Regions from separate parts of the Mus musculus genome. Here all the other regions are linked to region 1. A link is a loop called in an ENCODE intact Hi-C map of the cell type or tissue named here. Cell type or tissue: left cerebral cortex. All regions are shown on one strand.

Evidence for each region. Peaks named below come from ENCODE experiments on the same cell type or tissue, not always from the same donor. Only the 100,000 strongest peaks of a DNase experiment are listed, where the experiment ranks them.
Region 2: it touches region 1 in a loop (5-fold over the local background); 9 of 42 quality-filtered maps call a loop at or near these places.
Region 3: a loop joins it to region 1, with 11 times the contacts of the local background. A loop is called at or near these places in 3 of 42 quality-filtered maps.

The regions. Positions count from the first base shown.
Region 1 is chr5:27,044,592-27,052,591 of GRCm38, reverse strand. It overlaps Dpp6 (dipeptidylpeptidase 6), which reads right to left and starts at 3,393. Exons shown (of 26, transcript NM_207282.3): 1 at 2,779-3,393. The coding sequence starts at 3,003. In left cerebral cortex, CTCF peaks have their summits at 1,153 and 4,259 (motif pointing left); DNase peaks (open chromatin) are centred at 2,637, 3,082, 3,495, 4,260 and 1 more place; H3K4me3 peaks cover 1,568 bases; H3K27ac peaks cover 1,438 bases.
Region 2 is chr5:26,279,468-26,287,467 of GRCm38, reverse strand. No RefSeq gene overlaps it. Among named protein-coding and RNA genes, the nearest start is that of Gm7361, 26 kb to the right of the region's middle. In left cerebral cortex, a CTCF peak has its summit at 4,969 (motif pointing left); a DNase peak (open chromatin) is centred at 4,963.
Region 3 is chr5:27,647,544-27,655,543 of GRCm38, reverse strand. Dpp6 (dipeptidylpeptidase 6) reads right to left here. Exons shown (of 26, transcript NM_207282.3): 11 at 3,244-3,367; 12 at 1,806-1,844. Among named protein-coding and RNA genes, the nearest start is that of Gm16058, 98 kb to the right of the region's middle. In left cerebral cortex, CTCF peaks have their summits at 2,900 and 3,106 (motif pointing right); DNase peaks (open chromatin) are centred at 154 and 3,209.

The DNA.
Region 1 (8,000 bases):
ATGAGGAGCCTCTTCTCCCCCCCCCTTCTCTTATGCGCTCTCTCTCTCTCTCTCTCTCTCTCTCTCTCTCTCTCTCTCTCTCTCTCTCTCTCTCTCTCTCTCTCTCTCTCTCTTTCTCTCTCTCTCTCTCTCTCTCTCTCTCTCTCTCAACCAGATGTGCTAGTGAGCATAGCAAAGTGGTCCAAAATAGTCACATATCTGCTTTCTGGTTTGGAGAGAGGAGGGGGAGAGGAGGGAGAGGGACATGGGACAGAGACAGGGAGAGGTAGAGGTGTAATATGAGATCCTTCAATCGTGATATATCTAGCAGTTTTTTAAATACAAAGAGAGTTTATCAGTTACCTTTAATTGCATGCAAACTGCAGCCTCTTGAAGTTCTTGGAAGAAGGATGATTTGATTTGTGTCTCTGTTTTTTGGTAAATGTTTTGCCAAATTTTAAAAAGGAAGTTTTTTTTTTTTTAAATTGAGGCTACATCTAGCTCTATGTCATTAGTTCGACTCTATATCAGAAACTTAATTAATGCTTCTTTGAGTACATAGGAGGTAAATGCCATGATGCTATAGATGCATGTAGGAAGTGAAAAGGTTGATGAGAATGTATACAAATTTGTTCACCACCTCACATGGCTATTTTTGTTGATTTTGTGGTAAGAGCAGCTGAAATCTACTCTTTTGTCATGACCGCTTCACATGACAGTTGTATTACGGATAAAGCACCTGATGAGCACTGCCCCCCATGCTTCTTTATTCCTCACAACTGCTGCTTTGTAGAAAATGGATGTATGTATCATAGCCTAATAATGGAAAAAAATATACACACCACAGAATACTAAGCACACCTGACCAATGCCCATGTGCATGGTTGCATGCACATACACGTTTCTGGTTCTTGCAGGACACAAACACAGTGTTTGAACTTGATGTATCTGAGTTGGAGGAAGGCACCCTTCAGAACTCTCATGGTGGATGTCTGTCGCACTGATGCTGACCTCAAACTTGCCTTGAAAAGCAGTTCTAGCTATGCACCAGAATGAAAAGAGGGAGCTGCCAGCTCTCAGCTAGGATCTTTTAAAACAAACAAACAAACCAAGCCAGATGGGTGGAGACCCGCTGATGCTCCCAGCATTGTCTGTCCATTCTGCTAGCGACATCTAGAGCCTGCTTAGCAAAGCAAACTCATCCCAGACCCATAATCCAAAGCTTTTAAGCCAGATTTCAGTGTGTGTGTGTGTGTGTGTGTGTGTGTGTGTGTGTGTGTGTGTGTGTTTCTTGCCTGCATTGCAACCCAGTTATATCCACAGGATGCTAAGTAAATACAATCATCCAGAATTATTTATTGTTCAATACCACCCTCAAAGAATTCTAGTTCTTTAAACCAGTGTAATAATCTGTCTCTTTTCCCTAACTGATCCACTAGAGTGACATTAGTCTGTGGTATCTTTTTCTAGAAAGGGGAATCTGGAAATGACCAGGAAAAAAAAAAGATGCATGATGCATGGCTGTGGGTGGGCCTCCCACCAACTCCTGTTACCTCTGTGGCAGTCCCTATACCATCATAAAACAACCCACAAACCCAGCAATTAACAGTAGCATGGCCTCCCTGGTCTTGTAAGATGTGGCAATTGAGACCCCCCAGTCCTATGGAAGGATACATCATTGCTCTGTGCAGATCTTTTGCACCAAAAATTACTAAACACTGAAGTGTTGCTACTTGAGACCCTAGATGTTTCACGGGCACACTTCCTGTTTCCTCCAGGGTTATGGGTTGCCCTGCTTTGCAAGAGTGAAGGAGACTAAAAGGCTTGGGCAAAGACCCAGGAGCTGCAGAATCACACTGAAAAAGGACCCCAGTAACCCCACAGATACTGCACTGCTGTCTTTAAGGGCCTGCCTGAGGACTCACCTGGGAGTTGTCTTCTGTCCCTGGGAACAAGTCTCAGGAAAATCACTCCCTGAAAGTCCTAGTGGTACCAACTGCTGGGAGGGCTCAGTACAAGACCTTTGACCCATTTCTGTGGCCACTCTTACCCTGAAAGAATCCTTGATTGCTAGGTGAATATGCAAATTCAGTCTTTGAAGCTCAGACTTCCAGCCTCAATAGTAAGAGACCCCTCTGAGAACTTCTTTAGGAAGGAGCATGGTCCAAGTTGAGTTGCTGGATCACAGGCATGCAGCCCCAATTAGTATGCGTAGTGAGAGCTTTATTGGGTCTGGGTCAGAGGCCAGGGCTCTAAAGCCAGGACTTCTTTTTTATAAGAGCACCATAGGTCTAATCCTTGGGTGTAGAGAGAAGGTGTCTGGGGACAGTGAAAGGGGGGCAGAGTGGAGAGGAGAGGAGGGTCATCTCGGTTGGATAGTTGCTGTGACAAGTGGTAGGAAGAGAAAAGCAGCCTGAACTAGCTGTTCCCCGAGCCATAAAGCAGAAAATTAAACTAAAAACACAACTCCACGCATACACACATCTAATTCCCTGAGAACCACAGCAGGCTGCCGTTACAAACAGACATCTAGTGAATTCCAAGCATAGTCCACATCCCAGCAGGCGCAGCTCCAAAAACCTTCCTGCTACCAACTCCTGGCCACCACCGCAAAGATCTGCTCTGGACTATGATGACTGAGATCAGGAGCCAAGGAGAGTGTCTGAGCACGATCTGGCACATCAGGAAGGAACGCAAAGATTGGCACAGGGGACCCAGAGACCCTGAGGAGTAGTCAGGCCCGTGCATCCCGCCGATGCTCCCACCACCACCGCCACCCACCCACCACGATGCTCTTACGTCCTCCTCGTCACAGTCGCTCCGCGCCTGGTACTGGAACCGGGGCCGGCCACCAGCACCGCCGCGCTCCCTGGGCGCCACCGCCTGCGCCTGCGGCCCAAGGGGCTTCGGGCCCGCGTCCTCCTCGGGCCCCTGGCCACCCAGAAGGCGACTGGCCTCCGGGGGCGCCGGAAAGGAGCGCGAGGTGTTGATCTTGCCGGTGAACCTTTGGTACAGCGAAGCCATGGGCCGCCGTGCGCTGGCTCACTGGTTAGGATGCTTCGTAAAAAAATTTCCTTTCTCTCTGTCTCTCTTTCCACTCCCCACCCCCTCCAGCAGAAAAGCGAGAAGGGGGAAAAGGAGGCGGTGGGGAAAGAAGAAAGGCGAGCCCGGCCGCTCCGCGCCACACGCGAGTCGAATCGCCTGGGTGTTGAGCGACTCTGCCTGGCTCAGCTTCTCCGCCCCCTCCCCGGCAGCGCAGAAGCCAAGGGTCGGAGTGATCGCTTTCTCTTTCTGCTTTTTTTTTTTTTTTTTTAAGTCCTCGCCATGGCCATGTTCGGCCTCACTAAAGAGGAAAGCAAGATACCAGAAGCACACTAAGGGAGGGGACATGTCTAGACCCCATTATTTGGCACCAACTAGATACCAGCTCCTCTTCTCATCCCCGCCCGGCCCCTTACAGCTCCTCCTTTTCCTTCTCAGTAGGGTAGCCAGCTCCCGCTGTAGCGGTGGCACCAGGGAAGCTCCAGTCCCAGGAAGACTCCTTCTCATGTCAGTTGGGTTGTGGATGGGGGTTCAGGGCTGGGGCACTCATAGATGGACTGGAGGCCGTGTGTCCCAGCGAGAGAGAACAGCATTACAAGAGGCCAGAGCTGAGCAAAGAAACCTTAACTGCCTTGGGGCCCCGGGGCTTCCGGATCGTGGCTCCCATAGCATCTAGTTTGGGTTGCAGGGCACAGCTGTTTTCCAGTGCCTGACAGGCACTCCCGCCTAGTAATGTTCTTCTGGATTTGGGGCTTTGCTTAACTTTGACAAAGACCCTGGAGAGCCTGGGTAGAAATGCAGTTGAAGGGCATAGGAGGAGCCACTGAAAAGAAGGAAGGCCTGTAAAGTGTAGGCTCAGGGAAACATTTGTTCCCGGACCCACCTTCCTTCATCACCTAAGATTTTTTTTATTAAAAAAAAAAGATATATTTTCTTTTGATCATCTGAAGAAGGGAAGGGCAAGTCTAGAACAGGCAACAGAACTCCTGGTTAGGCTTATTTCAAGCCTCATGAACAAGGCCTTCCCAGAGTATGTCTGGCTCCAGCCTGCCTGTCTTTGTGTAAATACAGGGGAAACGCTAAAGCGCTTGGAAGTCAGCAACCTTTCCAAACCTTGTTCCACCCCATTTTGACATTGAGATGCAGTGAGAGGGGCTCTTTGACACTGAACGCTGTGCAGCACATAGGGCTTCCAATAACAAACTCATTTGGTGCATTCGAGCGTGCTCAAGTGCCCTCGTGTGGAGAGATGCGCAAATTGTGTCTGACTGTTAGTCTAGGCCATGTCTGGCATCTCCCTCTACTTGCATCCTGGATTCCTCCCTGTAGGCTTCTGGAACCCTTGTTTTTCTTGAGCCTCTGGGCACTACTGGCTTTTGGCTGCTCCACCTCCTTCTTTGTCCCCTGATCCAGGCCTTAGAGGCTGAGCTGCGATAAGCTAGCTCATTCCTTACACCAGCATCACCATGGGTTGGGACTTTGGAGAGACTCACAGGAATTCTAGCACCTGCCCACAGTCATAGCTGCCCCCACCACACACACACACACACACACACACACACACACACACACACACACACAGCCCCCCCCCCACACACACAGCCCCTCCCGCCCACACCTACAAACACAGTGAGCCCATTTGATGTTGCCCACTACCCCGTGGTGTTCTATGAGCCTTCCTAGCTTCCCTGTCAGTACTGAGAATTTTTAAATCATAGGGGAGTTAGTGACTCAGAAGGCCTAGGACCTCAGACCCTCCCTGGCTCAAGCCTGGAGAGAGCCTTACAGAACCCTCGGTGGAGGAAGTTGTGCTGCCCTGTTTAAGCTTAGCTTTCTGCTGTAACTGCCTCTCATTCCTTCCAGCCTTTCTCTCCCAAGCTCTCAATGTGGATGTTCATTTTCCATAGAATTTTGTTGGCCCATCCTGTTCTCTGCAGCTGTTGAGCCCATCACGAATAAACAGCTACTAAAGCACATGAGAGACATTTCCCTTTAAAAAGAAATAGGAAGAGATTGGGGCTGCATCCCAGCCGCTACTCCCACCACGCCACATTCACAATAACCACTGAATAAGGACATTAAACTAAAAGTGCCATCTAGGAAGTCCTGGCTCCCAGCTCTTTACATGGAAGGTTGCTCTGCTAGCACCTTGGAAGGGCAAGTCCTGCCTTACAAGGGTTCATGTCCAATGCAGTCAAGGATTCTAACATTACTATTATGGATGTCCCTTGGTCTTCCTTATTATATAAGAAGGACACATGTACAGGTTTACACAAGCAGAAATAACCTTTTATATAATGTTAATACACTTATGCAAAATGTAGAAATCATATAGGCTATGGTATCCAAAACATTATAGATAAGTGCCTGTTAACCATTGTGAATTAATAATAGAATTTTAAAGAGCTAGGATTTTTAATATTTTTTGTAATTATGTGTTCTGCATGAGTATGTCCACACGAATGAGGTGCCCTTGGAGACTGGAGGTGTCAGATCTCCTGGAGCTAGACTTTCCAGCAGTTGTGAGCTTCCTGATAGAGGTGCTTGAATCTCAACTCAGGTCCTCTTTAACAGTGTGTGCTTAACAGGTGAGCCACGTCTCCAGCCCCAAGATTGAACCATGTATTAATGATGAGTTCAGTAAGTTGATAGAAAGGGTGTGTGTGTGTGTGTCTTGACATTCGAGATTTATTTTCTCTGATGAATCTGCAAATATTCAACTTTTGTCAAAGTTTAAATTCAAGTTACTCTGAAAACACAGATTATTCCTATTTAAACATATTTTAAAACAAAAAGCCATAAAAACTTATAATCAGAGAAGGAATTAAAGTAACATTTTCTGTCCAGAGAGGCAAATCTGGAGCATGAACAGGAGAAATGGAGAAGATGGGAGGGGTGGGGGAGGAGCCAGAGCCTGGCCAGGCTGGCTTGAAAGAAACAGAGGTCAGGGAGAGCTGTGTGTGTGCAGAGCATCCCTTGGTACACTGATGGAGGCACACAGCTGAGTGGAGACCTTGGCCATAGTCATTTTCTCCTCCGTAGGGAGCACAGAGCACACAGGGCCATTTTAAGGGACTGTGAAGCCATGAACTTATGACAAAGTGCCTGCAGACCCAGTCTTCCCCTAAATCCGGGCACACAAACTGCACAGTACATGTAGAGACTGCAGCACTGCATCATTCCCTGGGCAAGACTAAGCAGGTTAATACGGTACTGTGAGTGAGGTAATGGGAATTTAGAAAATGATAAACTTATTGCTTATCACACATAATTAATCAAGTCTGACCTCTGGGAAACCCTCCCCAACAATGTAAGGAATGAAGCATTATGAGGGAAAATAAAGTCAGAGGGCTTTTGACTGGATCTTGGAGTCTTAGAAGGAAACAGGTCAAAGCTCCTTTGCTCAACTTGGCTTTGACCATCTCATTTGTGAAATAAAAACTGTGAGCCAGTTGAGATGGCTCAGCAGCTACACGGGCGTATTTACGACCAAGCCTGAAAGTCTGAGGTTAATCTCCACGTTCTACAAACTGATTTTTATAGGTTGTGCTCTGAGCTCCACAAGTGTGTTACAGAACACATACACACACACACACATGGAGAGACAGAAAGAGAGAGAGAGAGAGAGAGAGAGAGAGAGAGAGAGAGAGAGAAACAGGTATAATACAAACATTAAACTATAAAACTCTTAAAAGAACCAGGGAAAAGAATGAGACAAACTTTTCTACCTAGGAGGGACAGATGTGAGGCTTAAACTGTACTGTGGTGAATGGATAACATATTCTGGCTTATTTGTGGGCTATTTCATGTACAGATTTGCACTCCTTTTTACTGTTTAAAACCAATGTCAGCCTGCTCTCTTTTCTCTGTTGTGCCTCATGATTGTTTCTGTGTACACTGATCCCTGTAACGAACATGAGACCCCATAAACAAGCATGAGCTATCAGCCAATCCAGCAGATGCTACAGATGTTTTAAACTGACAACAACGGAACCTCCAAGACTCTTACCCCTTCTGACCACTGATATTGGTGCTATAAAGTGGCCACTGTAGCACACCCTGAAAGAGCTTCTCTCCCGAGGCATCAGGCATCTGTCCTTCCAGATAACAGCACTTTGACCTTCTAGATATGGGACAAATGAAACAAACATGTGGATATCCACAAGATACAGTGCTAAAACATACAGGAGAATCATGCTCTTAACTCTGAGTCACCAACCCCCTTCTGCTAGGTTACTTGTCCACTTTTGCAGGATGGCTACTGAGGATCACCTGGGCTGTAGGCTCTGCACAGATTCCAAACAGGGACTGCACAGTGCATATACACAAAGGAGTTGGTAAATTCTGCACTCAGAAAGATCTTAAAGGCAAAGTGGGAATTTAATTAGGTCTCAACTATTCAACATACTTAAATATCAATATGTTTCAAAGGAAAACACTTATTTTAACTCAATAAAAACCAGTAAAGTTTTAATCTCCTATCTCCACTTCTTTATGAATTTGAGGAAAAGAGGGGCTTGGGGAGAAAGTAAGAGACCTCAGCAAAGTTGAATACACAGAACTCCAATTGTAAGCTGCTTATTTCTAGCCTTGTGATTCATCTTTGAAGCAAGCCACCATTCCCATACTCAAAACCATTACATGCTGGGATATTATTTAGTGGATATCCTCTCACTCACAAGAATTTGGGGGCCATGACCTTTGCCTGACCCAGTGACCTTGGGACTGACACGCATGCATGAGCATGCTGCAGGCAGATGCTGACCTTTTCACCATAAGAACACTTGTCCCCTGTTAGCTGCTGCCACTTGGACCTGGACCCAATTCCTAGGCTATGGTCATGCCATGCAGTTGGGAAGCACAGAGAAAAAGCATCTTCTATGCCTAGCAAACTGTGGACCAACAAAACTCCAGTTCATTAGTATAAAACCAAGACTTGGGTAACTTCTTGTATAATCAGCTGCATTCAGGGGTAATTT
Region 2 (8,000 bases), 770 kb after region 1:
TAAAAAGAGCCTATGAGAGGCTGTTGGTGAAGCCTACTTGCAGCAGAAGACCCCAGTGTATTAGGAGATGCCAGTAATATGATCACCAAGAACAGCAGCAGCAGTGGAGGGGATTGACCTGAGCTTAGAGCTACAGAGGACAGAGCTGCAGAAGTGACACCAGTCCTTTACAGAAGCCCAGAAGATCATGTGTGGATCCCAGACATTGAAACAAGAAGCTGTAACATTGAAGTTGCCTTGGAGATGCCACGATGTTCAAGATGCCAGAGCCATGGGCTATTTGCTGAGGAAAGCTGCTAACAGGGAGTGGAAACAGCCTAGGAGAAAGAAGGTTGTTGCAGTCAACAAAGATGAAAAAGGAGTTGAACATCTAACGACTGCTTTGACATCAGATATGGAGATGCAGAGTTTGAAGTTTTCATAGCTGGTTTCCGGTCTTGCTTTGGGGATTCAAATTAAGACATTGGATGGATCTCAGAAGAGACCTTGAACTTTGAACTTGTAATATTGTTGAGACTGCTATATAGACTATGAGGACTTTAGAAATTGGATTAAATGTATTTTGCATTATGCTATGTTTAGGTATGACCCCCATAAACTCATGTGTTTGGACAGGCTTAAGGGACCCAGGGAGTGAAATGTGATAGCTTGTATGTGATCAGTCCAGGGAGTGGCACTATTAGGAGGTATGGCCTTGTTGAAGTAGGTGTGTCACTGTGGACCTGGCCTTAAGAACCTCACCCTAGTTGTCTGGAAGTCAGTCTTCTACTAGCAGCAGATGAAGATTTAGAACTCTCAGCCTCTCCTGCACCATGACTTCCTGGATGCTGCCATGTCCCTGACTTGATACAGGACTGAACCTCTGAAACTGTAAGCCAGCCCCAATTAAGTGCTGTCTTTTATAAGACTTGCATTGGTTATGGTGTCTGTTCACAACAGTAAAACCCTAACTAAGACACAAGCCAACTGGCTAAGTGGCATCCTTGCTAACAAGCGCTGGTTTTTTTTTTTTTTTTCATATCATGTGAATAATTAGTGGGTGGCATTCCCTTCATCCAGTAGGGGCTTCTATCAGCTCACAGGGTAAATAACCTGCAAATGTGCATGCATTTCTGCAGAGTTGGAGGTAGGACTCTGTTGACATAGAAGAGCTAAAAGTACATGTAAATGAACATGGGAATCTGGAAGGGAGGAAATGCTAGAAGAGATGAGTGAGAGCCATGGAGAGTGGATCTATCGGGGAGGGAGTTAGAGCAGAGAAGAGTGGACCCAAGGGAGGTTGGTGAGAGCAAATGAGAGTGGACTTATGGGGGGAGGGAGTTAGAGCAGAGGAGAGTGGACCCATTGGGGGCAGAGTGAGAGGAGAGGAGAGTGGACTCATGGTGGGGGTGGTGAGAGCAGAGGAGAGTGGACCCATGCTGTGGGGGGAGTGAAAGCAGAGGAGAGTGGACCCATGCTGTAGGGGGAGTGAGAGCAGAGGAGAGAGGACCCATTGGGGGCAGAGTGAGAGGAGAGGAGAATGGACTCATGGTGTGGGTGGTGAGAGCAGAGGAAAGTGGACCCATGCTGTGGGGGGGAGTGATTGCAGAGAAGAGTGGTCCCATGATGTAGGGGGAGTGAGAGCAGAGGAGAGTAGACTCATGCTGGGGCGGGAGGTAGTGAGAGCAGAGGAGAGTGGACCCATGCTGGGGTTATGAGCAGAGAGAATGGACCAATTACTAGCTTTGCAGTCCCTGAGTTTCAATTTTTTACAGCCTGGCAGTGTTTTCAATAGAAAAGGAAAATATTTCATGGTTCAGCTCAGAATGCAAAAATAACAAGAGCTTGACTTGGTAGTACACACCTTTAATTCCAGCACTGGGAAGGCCAAGCAAGGCAGGCAGATCTCTGAGTTTGAGGCCAGCCTAGTCTACAGAGTGAATTCTTGCCAGCCAGGGCAAGTTACACAAAGAAACCCTGTCTCATAAATAAATATCTCATAAATAAATATAAATAAATAGCAACAAGATAACCTTGGAGTAGCCACAAAACCCCAATCTTGAAAATGGGAAATTCAACAGGTCTAGGGAGAGGATGTCTTCAAGTGAGAGTGGGAAGAGGGATTTCCAAACCCAGAATTCAAGTCTGTTGATGAGTTTGGCTTTCCACAGTGGACACAGAGAACGAAGTCTCCAGTGACAGTGGTTTGGTCGGGAAAACTTTGTAATAAGTTTGAGCATTCTCTCTCTTCTCTCCTTGGAAAGGAAGCTTTTCTGAAGGTGGTGGGACATTATCTTAGTTTTATCCCTGTAAACAAGTTGCTACGAAAAGAACAAGCCTGGGCTTGGATGTAGCTCACATGTAGAATGCTTATACTTGTATACTGACACACACACACACACACACACACACACACACACACACACACATACAAATGAATGACTTCCAAATGGTCTGGTAAAAAGTCTAAAAACATGGCCAAATTTTATGTGAAAATAAACAGGGTTTCCATATGTGAACACAGGTTCACATGATAGCAACTTCATCCTAGTTGCTCTTGTCCCTGTGACAGACACTTCCTCAAAGTCACATGAGAAGAGAGCGGTTATTTCAGCTTATATATAACATCTGTATATAACAGCTTCATCATAAACAGAAGTCATGGCAGGAACTCAAGGCAGGATCCTGGAGGCAGGAGCTCAAGGCAGGATCCTGGAGGCAGGAACTCAAGGCAGGATCCTGGAGGCAGGAACTAAAGCAGAGACCATGAAGGGGTGCTGCTCACTTACTTGCTCCCTATGGCTTTCTCAGCCTGCTTTCTTTTACAACTCAGGATCGCCAGGCCAGGGATGACACCACAAACAGTGGGCTGGGCCCTCCCACATCAATCATTAATCAATAAAAGGCCCCACTGATTTGCCTACAGGACAGTCTGATGGAAGCAATTCCTCAGTTGAGGTACTCTAAGTGACTCTAGTTTATGTCAAGAGTCTAAGTGACTCTAGTTTATGTCAAGTTAACAAAAAGTAACCAGCACATAACATATATTTGTGTCATTTGTGTCATCTGTGTCATATAACATAACATATATTTGTGTCATTTGTGCTTGGGGCAGTATACATGTGTATGTATTCATGGATATACATGAACATGGTCAACTTCAGGTGTCTTCCTCAATAGTGAGGAAGTGTGCGCGCGCGTGTGTGTGTGTGTGTGTGTGTGTGTGTGTGTGTGTGTGTGTATGTGTGTGTGCACATAAGGAATATGTATGTGAAATCAGGTGTAGGACTTTGTGTATCTTCCTCTACTTTCTACTTTATTCCCTGAAAATTGAGTCTCTCTGTGAGCCTTCAGCTCACTGATTCAGCTAGACTGGCCAGCTAGGGAGCCCCAGGGATCCTCCTGCCTCTACCTCCCAAGTGTCAGGATTACAGGTGTGCACTGCCACAACTGTCTGCTTACACATACACTAGAGGTCCCAACTCAAAGTCTCATTTTATACATTTTCCTTCCTGAGCTGTCTGCAGCCCACCTATATTTGTTTTAACTTCGATTGTACATACTTACAGGTCACTGTGTGATCTTCCAGTACACATTTATAACATGTCGTGAGGCTCATTAGTAATCTCAAATATGTGTTCCTTGTCTGTAAGAGGGACACTTGTAAGCCCCCTCTCATTTTAGCTAGCTGGAAATATTTAATTGCTGTCAGCTGCATGGGGGCAAACCCTTACCACATGCTGACTGTGCTCAAGGCTGTGGAGAGTGTTTTTCCTGGTAACAGCTCCTTGAGTCCACTGAGTCCCCTTATAAAAAGTTAAAATTCTCATAGCCATAACCTGCTTGGTATCAACAGGCAATTAAGATCCATGGGTCCGAAGTGCACTGATCAGGACCATCTGCCTGTTGCAGACATATCAGACTTTGAACCCAGCAATGGTAGGCCCAGCCCAGTGTCTTTCTCACCATGGCAGCTTTGTTGTAAACCTTTTTCTTAATTCTTTTCATCTCCAGTACATTTTTTTTTTTAGCTTACTTTGAAAAATTTCTGGTCAAAGGACACAGAATTCAGTTATGTGGAATGACTAAGTCTAGACATCTAATGAGAGCTATAGTTAATCGTATAGTATATTGAAATGTGCTCAGAAAGTAGGGTTTGGGCACACACACACATACTTCTGTAGTTAAGCATTTTCAAATTAAAAAAAAAAAAAACGCTACAGGAAGTTGCAAAACCTTTACAGGGAAACTGTCACCCAGTTTCCCCCAGTGATAGCATCTTATTTAAACACTCCACATCAACAACAGGATTGGATACTGGTGAAATCCCCAGAGCATGTTCAGATATCCCTACACAAGCTCAGCTGTGTCTAGAACATTTTAAAGTATAGCTCCATACAGTAGCTCCCTGAAGTTAATATTCAACTGTGCCAAACATCACAAGGTGCACCGATGCCACCACATACAGCCACACCTTTGCCTCCCACCCCGCTCTGCTCAATAACCACTGATCTGTTCCCCTGTCCTGTAACCATCTCATCTGCAGATCTGGAAGTCACTTAAATGTCTTTTTCATAAGGTCACATGGACGGCAGTGCTCCCTTCAGAATTGTATATTTTTGGTTTTGAGAGTTCCCTATGTGGTCTAGATACAATCCTTTGTTGAGCATGAGATTTTTTTTCCAAACACTAGAGAATATCACTTTAAGGTAGTAGGGCTTTAAAAACAAATTCAATGCCTGCTGGAGTCCACGGGATGAAATCAAGTTATCAAGAATTTAAACAACTTCCACTTGCTTTATTAGAGAAACCACAGGAAACCGAGCCTGCTTTTACAAGAGAAAAACCTAGGGACAGATATAAGATGGAAATATTTAAGCATGGAACCGTGAGGTGAGAGAAAAGGCCAGCCATATGGACATTCTGACTTCCTTGTGTGAAAACTACGTGTCCACAGCCATCTTCCATAGCTGCAGCTCATGCGCCACCTTGTGGGCCCTGTGAGCTCAGCAGCATACTGGGAAGAGCAAGTTCCTAAGAGGTTGTTTTTCAGGCTCCTCCCCAGACCTAGCTAGAAGGACCTATAAGCTGACCTTACCAGATTGCTAGAAAATGTTGACATAGCCCAGTGCAGACTGGAGCCCTGAAGCAATGCACCAGAGAGAGAACCCCAACAATGCCTGAAGGAACTGACCCACATGGAGGACAGAAGGAGCAAGGTGAATACAGGAGTCAAGTCCTATAATTCTACCCACTGATGACTGCTTCCAAATGAAAGCCACTAAAGGCAGCCATCAGTCCAATAAATGATCAAAGGGGATATGGATGGCTATGATACCTGAATGCAATGGGATTCAGAGCTACACTTACCATGGGGCATGAGTGGTGTCAGGTGACCTGTGGAGTCCTGCTTCGTGAATAGATGTTCCATAAGACAATCAATCTGATGGGAGAAAGTGGGGTTCAAGGAGACTGTCTTATTCTGACAAACAAATGGAGACTATGAGGGACAGCTCTACAGGGCACCACCCCTGGCATATGCTGCCCAGTGTCATGGGCACCTAACAGGACACCATATTGCATGTGCTGCCCAATATCATGGATATCCCTACAGAACACTGCCCTTGGTGTGTGCTGCCCAGTATCATGGATATCTCTGCAGGACACTGCCCCTGGTGTGTGCTGCTGTGTCATGAATGTCTCTACTTGACACTGCCCCTTGTGTGTGCCCCTTGTGTGTGCTGCTCAGTGTTTTGGGCATACCATCTTTGGTGTGTGCTGCCCAGCGTTGTGGGTTTCTCTGCAGGACACCATTCCCAATAAGCTTGCCTCAGGAATGGCTGAGCTCAATCTGGCTCCTTCTCAGACAGTCTCAGACTACAAAACTAAGGAAAGGAGAACTGAGAGAAATGGTGAATGTAGTGTCAAGTACATAAATACAGGTTTGCATCCAGTGCCATTTTAATCAATAGAGAAAAACATTTGAAACTCAACTGTCATGGTATTTGCAACATCTAGACTATCTCATGTCAAATTAGAAGTTTATACCACAACCCAAACATGTAAGGAACATGGTATGGTGGACACCCAGAACAGGGGAGTGAAGCATGAATCTAAAAGTTCGATAGTCCCTCAACACTTAATTACCCAAAGGGATTCCTAAGATCTTTTTGATCACAGATAGATAAGGCCAAGGGAATGTACTACCAAGATATAAAGGACTCAGACACCAGCAGCCAGCCAAAAGGCACAGTCAAGTTAGTTGCAGAACCCAGCTCAACTACATTGTCTCCACTAAACTGCAGAGAGAAGCCCTTACTACTCACCCATGGCTACATGGTTGCCACAGCTACCAGATGGCTATGGAGTGATTATCTCATAGCTCAGTACAAACTAGAGGACCCCCATCACTTTCCTTGGGAAATCCTCTTTCCAAATATAGAAATGGAGAGGCTTAATAAATTGGTTCAGTAAACTCCTCACACTAAAGGTCAAGGTTCCTGTGAGACTTGAAACCAATTTTGTCCCTTCATCCACATTAAATTCAAAGCTGAGATCATAAAAATATAAATCCTGATAGATGGGAAAGTGCTGACAGTTCTTTCCGAGACCTCAGAGTACCCAGACATGTATAATCTAGCCCTTCCCAACATGGAAACCACCACAAGAATTCTTGGTTTGTGCCTCTGCCGAGACTTTGCAGAAGAGTCCTGGATGTCAGATAATGGGTTATACAGTTTCCTAAGTGAATGAACCCACTCAGAGGGCAAAGGGGACAAGGTGAGAAGCTGAGAAAAGAATGCAGCTTCAAGAATAGGCTTAGTGACATCTCAAAGCTGCAGAGACCAAGCTGCAGGGATATGAGAGAAGGGTCTGGAAAGGAAGAGAGGAGTGGCTGGATCATGGTTCCTGCTCCTCACAGATAACGCCGGCGAGGGGAGAGGGCAAGGCAGAGTTTAGGAGATAATCAGATCTCCCCCTTCTGGCTGTTTGCCCATGGCCTAGAGAAGTAATATCAGGCGATTTCGTTTTAGTAGACTTTTGCAAACTGCCAAATGGAAAAAGACAGATTTCATTTCTTTGGACTTGCCCTTCCTGACCCAATCCAGGGAGGTGCTCAGGGACTACAGAACCTGGACCTCAGCAGAAAAGAGGCACAGAGACAAGAGACCTAGACAAAGCACAGAGTATAAATGCTGGCCCTGCCCACAGCCGTGGTCCCTCAGGAAGGCCACTCACTTCTTGCATGAAGGGGCTCAAAACTCCTGACCTCTTATGCATTTGGAACCAGCCTCATCTTACATTACACTGGAAGCCCCCTGTCAATGAAGGCAGTGGCCACTGTCAAACAGGCGGCCCATGAACCCGCTATGATTTCACTGCAAAGTCCAACCTGAATGCCATTGATCGTGAAGTGACACTTATCCAGATGTGTCACATGGTAATCAGGGCTCCCTCCGCTCTTGGTTACTTCCACTTTCAACCCTTTGGTTTCTGTGTTGACCTAAGAAGATGAAACTGTAACTGAGGTTCACTTGACACCGCTCCTGCTCCCTGTCCCTTCCAGAAGCCTTCTCCCCACTGTAGTCCTCTGCTCAGAAGCCCTTCCCAAGGTTTTAGTTAGCTAGCTGCAGGCAGTCTGAGAGGAAGACAAACTGGCCCCTCTGCAGAGCCCACAGATGGCTTGTCAGGCCCTTTCCATTCCAAGACCCCAGCTCAGCCCCCACTCAGCAGAAAGCAGCAAGAACCTAGACACTCACATCCTTTATAGCTGGAAGGCCTGATGATGTCACCATCCAGTTGCATTAACACTCCTGGTGTCTACAACCATACGCTTGAGGAGAAAGTTAGAAGGAGAAACTGAGGGGGTTTGAGTGTTGTCTCTACTAGACATCTTGCCTTGTTTGTTTGTTTGTTTTTATTTACCTTTTCTTCCCTTCTAGCCCTTTCCCCAGTATTTTAAGGACCTGTCCTTTACATATGTCTGTAAGACACTGCTGTTGTACTAGTGAGGACCATGC
Region 3 (8,000 bases), 600 kb before region 1:
ATATGTATTAGTTACTTTAAAATTTCTGTGATAAAATACCCTCACTAAAAACAACTTAAGAGATAATGGGGTTTGTTCCGATTTGGTTTGACAGTACAGTCCATCATGGTTGGAACAGTTAGGCAGTGGGGGTGTGAACAGCTCATCTCATTGCATCCACAGCCAGAAGCAGAGAGAGAGAGAGAGAGAGAGAGAGAGAGAGAGAGAGAGAGAGAGAGAGAGAAATATGCTGGCACTCAGCGCATTTTCTGGATTAAGAACCATCGGTCCTCAGGGGAGGTGGTGTCTGGGAGGCGGTGCAGCTTGCTGGGAAAGTATGACACTGGGGGCAGACCTTGAAAGCCACAGCCTTATCCCATTCCAGTCTGTTCTCTGCTTTGTGTTTGTGTTTAAAGACATGAGCTCTCAGCTTTCTGTCTTTGCTACATGCCCCTCTCGCTGGCTGTCATGCCCCACCACCCTTATGAATGCTTATCCCCTTGGAAACGATAAACCAATATCATTCAGAGGTTGTTTTTGGTCATTGTGCTTTCTCATAGCAATGAAGAAGTAAATACCACAGAGGCTGCTGCTGATAGGTGGAGTTTCATGGATAGAATCTTTCAGGTCAATAAAAACAAATGCCTGGATTTCTTAGTCACAGTTCTGCTTTCTTACTTTGTTGTGGATAGAACCTGGGGCTTTGTACACACAAAACAAGTGCTCTGCCTCGGAGCAACACCCCGAGCCCTCTCTGCAACGACTCTTTGGATTCAAATCTGTTTTGATTTTTCTTACAGGATTTGAAGATATTTTTATTTCCTCGGGTGGAATAAAAGAGAAGTAAGTTCCTTGAACTTTGTTCTTTCTAACACAAGAGTGTGGAACGAGACAATAGAATCATTAGAACATACCAGTGCTGGGGGGGGGGGGTCACTCTCTGAGTACAGTAATTCAAAAAACTGTATCAAAGGTGGGTTGCCTTGGCTTCTCCCGAGAGCTCTTAGTTTTAAAGTTTATTTAATTTTAAAATTTTAATTAAAAATGATGTGTATTTGTGTAGGGGTTTGTGCACACGAGTGTGAGGCTCTCAGAGGTCCGAGAGAGTGTCTGATCCCCTGAGCTAGAGACACAGGCAGTTTTGACCATTACGTACTGGGGCTGGGATGTGAGCTCCAGTCCTCACCAAGAGCAGTTTGCATCTTAACCATGGAGCCAACTCTTCAGCACCTCCTGATCTCCATGGACTGGCCGACCTCGCTGTTTCAGTGTTGGTGACTGAGCCAAGGGTCTCAGGCATGTTGCTCGCCTAAGAGTTTACCAGTGAGCCATACCTCAAACCCCTAACCTTGTAATCTTCAGCTCCCAGAGCCTGAGTTATGGAATGGAAAACAAAATCTCAGAGATGATTCTGCTGACCAGTTTCTGAGGAAATATCTCTCCAAGGGAGGTCACATGCCTAAGAATAAATGGAGTACCAACCACACTTTAATCTGCTTAGTCATTGTAGGCCTCATCTGGTCAATAGTGGGCTTTTCTGGGCTCACGATTTTCAGGCCACCAAATACATCGTCTGACTGGGAGATGAGATCTATCCCATCATTGTCTTTGGGGGAAAGTGTCATCCAGGGAACTTGACTTCTACAGCAGGGCCCGACAAGCTTCTCGGGATGATGAAGAGGGCTGGGCTTACACTGTCCCAGTCAGAGTAGCACATGCGCTTGGATGATCCCAGGTGGGACTCCCCAAGTGATTCCTTGTATGAAACCATGGTACCCACCCCTGTCAAGGTGAGGAGAGAATGCGAGGCTGGTATGTGGAGTTACCTGTCTGTGGAGCCAGGCTTCGCTTTCATCTTCATGTTTCTGAAATAGAATTGGACTGTTAGAAAGGGCCCTTTGTTTGTGTGCACTGTACATAGAATGATTTAATTTTACCTACGTGGCAGCTGCCCTTGAACACAGTGGCCACCAGGGCTTCTCAGTGTGGCAGTAATCCCTCTTTGTGGCTCACATCCTAGCACAAGTGTCCTCAGGCAGGCACCACTGAGCTGTGTGTCCTGTTAGGCTGCTTCTTCAGAAGGCTCAGATGTTGCACTGTTTGGAACTCTGTGTGTGTGTGTGTGTATGCACGCGAGCACATAAGTGCGTACAATGCTTGCTAGTAGAAATGTGGATCAAAACTGCAGTTTATAATTTCATGAAGCAATTCTGGGAAACAAAGTCAGTTAAAAGAGGCAAGGCACATATGGAAGTTGCTCTCCAGAGCTGTGTATGAAAGTACACAAACCAATCATGCCTGGACACCAAATGGTGTTCTGCTTGGTTGCTGTCACCTGAGATGCCACCAGGCTGGTGCTGCTCCTGACTGTGGGTGGCAGTGGCATGCATGGTGGGCATAGCAGGACAGGCACAGAGAAGGTTTGGACATTCAGCAGTGGTGTCCAGCACTGAGCTCTGCCTGAGTTTTTTTTTTCTCCAGCAAGCCCATCAGAAACACCCAGAATTGCTTCCAGTAATGGTAGGCAAATGTCAGGCCAACTTGAGGTGTCAGAGGCAGGAGCAGGTCATTGCAACCTCCTAGGGAACCTCCTGGTCAGCGTACTGAGAGCTGTTGGGTAGGGCTCACAGCTCTCAGTAAACCTGCATAGGCAAGCCTGGTGTTTTTCTTGCTAGATAAAATAGAAACTTAGGGAAAAAAAAAAGAGTTTCTAGAAGGTCTGTCTAGAGTGTCAATTGGTCTTTTAAATTCAATACAAGGTGACTTTCTTGGGGCTGCGGCTCAGCATTGTAGAAGCTTGGCTTGTAGGGCAGGGGGAGAGTCTGCTGCCCTGGCCAGGAAGAAAGGATGCCCTGGGATGCTCCTGTTCCTAGACACACTGCAGGTCTGCTTGGACCTGCCTACCTGTGCTGGGGTACCTGGCTTTACAGTGTTGCAAGAGAGAAAGGGTCAGGTCCTGGCCAAGTCCCCTCCTCTCTTGAGCAACAGAAAACAGGGAGAGCAGTATTCCCAGGAGAGCAGCCAGTGTGAAGGGAAACAGACCCTTGCCCCTGAGATTAATGGCTACACTTCTGAAGTGCCCCCCCCCCCAACCCCGATCTTGTAGCAATATCTGACTTGTCCACCAGGTGGCACCAAACCAGAGGCTGGACATAATGTCAATGACAGAGCTAAGCTAGGCTTCACATTTCTCCAGCAGGATTTGGATGGCATCTTCTATTTTATGGCCATTCCTTTACCCCCTTCTCTGTCTCAGTACTGTACCTTAGTGCAGACACCCGTGGTGGCATCACAGAGGGTCAGGATTGACACATTCTGGGCCCGGTTCAGCCAGGTCACAGCGACCTTGGTGCTGGTGGCCCATTTCACCATGGTGATGTAATATTCCCTGAGAACACAAACAAGAGTGTGAGCAGGGCCAACAAACACCAGAAGATGGCTACACCCCTTCTGCGTACACCAGTCAGTGTGTGTAGGTGTGGGGTTCTGAAATGGGGTCATTCACATGTGGGGTCAATGTCCTTATGGGTAGTCATATAATGCTCAGCACCTATCCCCCACCAGCTGGGCTCTTAAAACCGAAGGCAGGGTCACTGGGGTTGGCCTGGCAGTCTGGAAGGATGTTACATACTCTGGTTGGGGCTCTACTGACTTCAGTTTCACGTTATAGTCCTACCAAAGCTTACACTTTGGCTGTTTGAGAGAAGGAGGACCTGGCAGAGAGGTGGGCATGTGAGGGCAAGGGAGAAGGAGTCCTGAGTGAGGGACAGTGCAGAGGATCCTCAGAGAACCAAGCTGGAGAGACTTCAAACCTGGGCTAATGAGGGCTCAGTTCTTTTTCTTCATTCTTTAAGGAAGACATAGCCAGGATTGGGGATGATGGCTCTGTTCCCAAGCTTCGGTGAACTCAGTTTGAGGCCACATGCTGGATTTTACCCAAACCTGAAAACACCACCATGCTCAGAGTAGCCTTATGTTACTATTGGGAGCGCAGGGGAGGGGAAGAAAGATCAGAGAGCTGACAGGGGAGCTGTGGAATGCTGACCTCCCAGCAGCTGTACCTGCCTGCACAAGGCCCGCACAAGATCCAGCCAACCAACATCCAGCATGGACCAGGGAGAGGACCCATGGCCTCACAAACTATTAGCACCTGAAGGCTACTGAGGGAGTCACTCTCCTTTGGGGATATAACTGATAATAAGTAGTTCACGCCCTGGTGAATAGCCACATAAGCATGCGTGTCTGTACAGCACTAATCAGACTCAGGGGTTATCAGAAACAAGAAGAAAGGAAGGTATGGAATTAGGGGGTGATGGGAAGTTGGAGGGAGATAGTGGTAGATAGATATAACAAAATATGCTGTATAACTAGGTGGAATTTTCATCAAACTATAGGTCTCTCTTTCCAGTCCTGCCCCTAATCAGTGTCCTTTGAATGGGCAGATGCTTTGCTAGACTGATGCAGTGCTGAAGAATGTAGACAAACTGGGAGGCATTTCAGGGAGAGGACAAAGCAAGATGGGAAGTATAAGCTTTCTGAGAGAGCTGGGGTGGAGCTGGCACAGAAAGGATGGAGCACTCTGGTGTGGCTGCAAGACGCCAAAGGCAGAGAGGCATGTGAGAGTCGTGTGTATGTGATAGCGATGTCACATCTACAAGTAACAGGAAGCTATGGTTCTTGTGAGCAATGCTGCTGCTTCTCCCCTGCTTCTTTTCAGTTTCATGACTTTATCTGACTCTCAGCAGTTTCCATCCATATTGACTGTTCGTTTGCATGTTAGTAACAGGTGCATAAGTTATCGAAGTATAGAGCTTGTTTGGTGAATCCTCATCTCATTAAATATTCTGGACAAATGTGCCTGGATACAGTATGGAATGTTTCTTATTCTTTTGATGCAAACAGCTTTGTTGAACTTGTTATCAACATTATTTGAAGTTTTATCTCCTTCAGGTAAATTTCCAGATTCCTTGACTTTTATTTTATGTGCTTTTCTGGTGCCTGCAGAGGCTAGAAGAGGGCACTAGTTCCCTGGAACTGGAGTTACAAATGGTTGTGAGCCACCATGTGGGTGCTGGGGATGGAACTTGGGTCCTCAGGAAGGGCACCAAGTGCTGTCCCCTACAGAGCCATCTCATCAGCCTTGAGCGCTCCTCCAAGCCCGCTTTGCAGATGCACTTGTGAATGTTGAGAGTGGGTTTTCATGTCACTGCCTCCTCAATGGCAGAGCAGCTCCTGCTTCAGCACCTTCCCTTGCAGGAATTGTTCCACCAGGCCCAAGTTGGAAAGGTTTCTGACAGTCTTTCTATCCTAAAGGTGGATGTCCACTCAGAGTCGCCCACACAGTACTCAGGGCAGTTGCTGTAGAAAGCAGAGTCCTACTTAAAAAATGCAGGCACTCATGGCTAGTCACTGGTTCACAGGTAGGATGGGGGCTGGATGAGCAGGTCTTTAACTCTAGCTCCAGAGGGGAGCAGGCTCTGCCTGTGAGCATGTGGAAGGGGCACTTGCACTTTGGCTAAGGAGATGCCATCAGATCAGAGCAAGGAGGCCTTTGCTGGTGAGCAGTGGATGAATTCTTGATTAGTCCATTGTTTGCCATAAAATATGAATGGGCATTGTCTCTCTCATAGGGGTTAATGTGCCATGCCACATTGTGGTATTCAGGTTCTGGCACAGCTCTGACAGCCTGTGGCAATAAAGGGGGAAGAGGACAAAGTCTACTGATCTTATGACACAGAGAGCTGAGACTTAACTCCAGCATCTTAAAGCAATGATGATGTTCCATGCATCAAGCTGGGACTGAACATACTGTGAGAGGGATATTTTTTTGGAGACAGGATTTCTCTGTATAATCTTGGCTGTCCTGGAACTTGCTTTGTAGACCACACTGCCCTGAACTCACAGACATCCACTTGCCTCTGCCTCCCAAGTGCTGGGGTTAAAGGCGTGTGCCACCGCTGCCTGGCAAGGAATTTGTTTTTAAGGGGATGTGTTGTAGTAGAGGACAGCTTTGAGCACAATGCTGCCTGCAGGGAAGTCCACAGTCCTGTCTGGGTCTTTCTAGAGTTACCATGCAACTATCTATGCAGCTGAGTGCATTGTAGAAAATAGAGACGTAGTGCATTCAGACAGATGGCTATTTAATGCCTCGCAGTAGTTTCTCTCTCACTGAGGACCAAGATTGAAGTATGCTTCTATTTTGTTTTTCTATTAGTGGGGTTGGATATACAGCAGGGCTGGCTGTCAGGGCGTGTGAAGAGCTGGTATATGCTTTGGCAGTTGTGGGCTCTGTATTCAACAGTTAACGATGCAGCAGTAAAAGCATCCATTGAGGAGTGGCAGAGCCAATTTTATGGCAGTCCTCTGTGTATGCTAGTTTAGTGTAGCAAAAGCCTATCTATTTATCACAATGTCTGTCCATTTATCCACCCATCCATCTATCCACCCATCCACCTATCCACCCATCCATCCACCCAAACACCCACCCCACCCTACTCCACACATCCCACCTTATTTTACCCCATCCATCCATCCATCCATCCATCCATCCATCCATCCATCCACCCATCCACCCACCCCACCTACCCATCCACCCATCCACCTAATCCATCCATCATCCATCCATCCACCCACCCATCCACCCATCCCATCCCATCCATCCATCCATCCATCCATCCATCCACCCATCCATCCATCCACCCCATCCATCCACCCACCCATCCATCCACCCCATTCATCCACCCACCCATCCATCCACCCACCCATCCACCCATCCCACCCCATCCATCCATCCATCCATCCATCCATCCATCCACATACCCATCCATCCCACACTCATCTATTCTAATCCCTACAACTATACCTATCTATCTATCTATCTATCTATCTATCTATCTATCTATCTATCTCCATGCATTCATCATCCATCCATCCATCCACCCATCCATCTATCCACATACCCATCCACCCCACACTCATCTATTCTAATCCCTACAACTCTATCTATCTATCTATCTATCTATCTATCTATCTATCTATCTATCTATCTATCTATCTATCTATTTATCTCCATGCATTCATCATCCATCCATCCATCCATCCATCCATCCATCCATCCATCCATCCATCACACATCTAGCCATACAGGCTTCATATTAGTCCACTGTCCATCAATATGTATTAAGCATTTCCTGGGCAAATTACTGGTGTCATATGAGGGCATGCTGGGTGTTTCCTATGTCTCCCTGCAGGTGTCCTTTGCCTACTTCATTTTGCTGTGGGTTGAGGTTGGGAGTTCACCTGTATGGATGATGTGGTGCTTTGAATGAGACGCCTCCACCCCATGCTTATATATTTGAGTGTTTGGTTCTAGTAGGTAGAGTATTTAGATTATTAGGAGGTGTGGCCCTGTTGAAGGAGGTATGTCACAGAGGGTGGGCTTTGAGATTTTTTTTTTGATGTAACTATTACTTTTTAAATTATTTTTTTAATTAGGTATTTTCTTCATTTACATTTCCAATGCTACCCCAAAAGTCCCCCAAACCCTTTCCCCCACTCCCCTCCCCACTCCCACTTCTTGGCCCTGGCATTCCCCTGTAATGAGGCATATAAAGTTTGCAAGACTGTGAGCATCCGCTTCAGTGTTTGCTAGGGGCCAGGATCAATGTAATAAAAATGGCTATCTTGCCAAAAGCAATCTACAGATTCAATGCAATCCCCATCAAAATTCCAACTCAATTCTTCAACGAATTAGAAAGAGCAATCTGCAAATACATCTGGAATAACAAAAAACCTAGGATAGCAAAAACTCTCCTCAAGAATAAAAGAAGCTCTGGTGGAATAACCATGCCTGACTTAAAGCTGTACTACAGAGCAATTGTGATAAAAACTGCATGGTACCGGTATAGCGACAGACAAGTAGACCAATGGAATAGAATTGAAGACCCAGAAATGAACCCACATACCTATGGTCACTTGATCTTTGACAAGGGAGCTAAAACCATACAGTGGAAAAAAAGCAT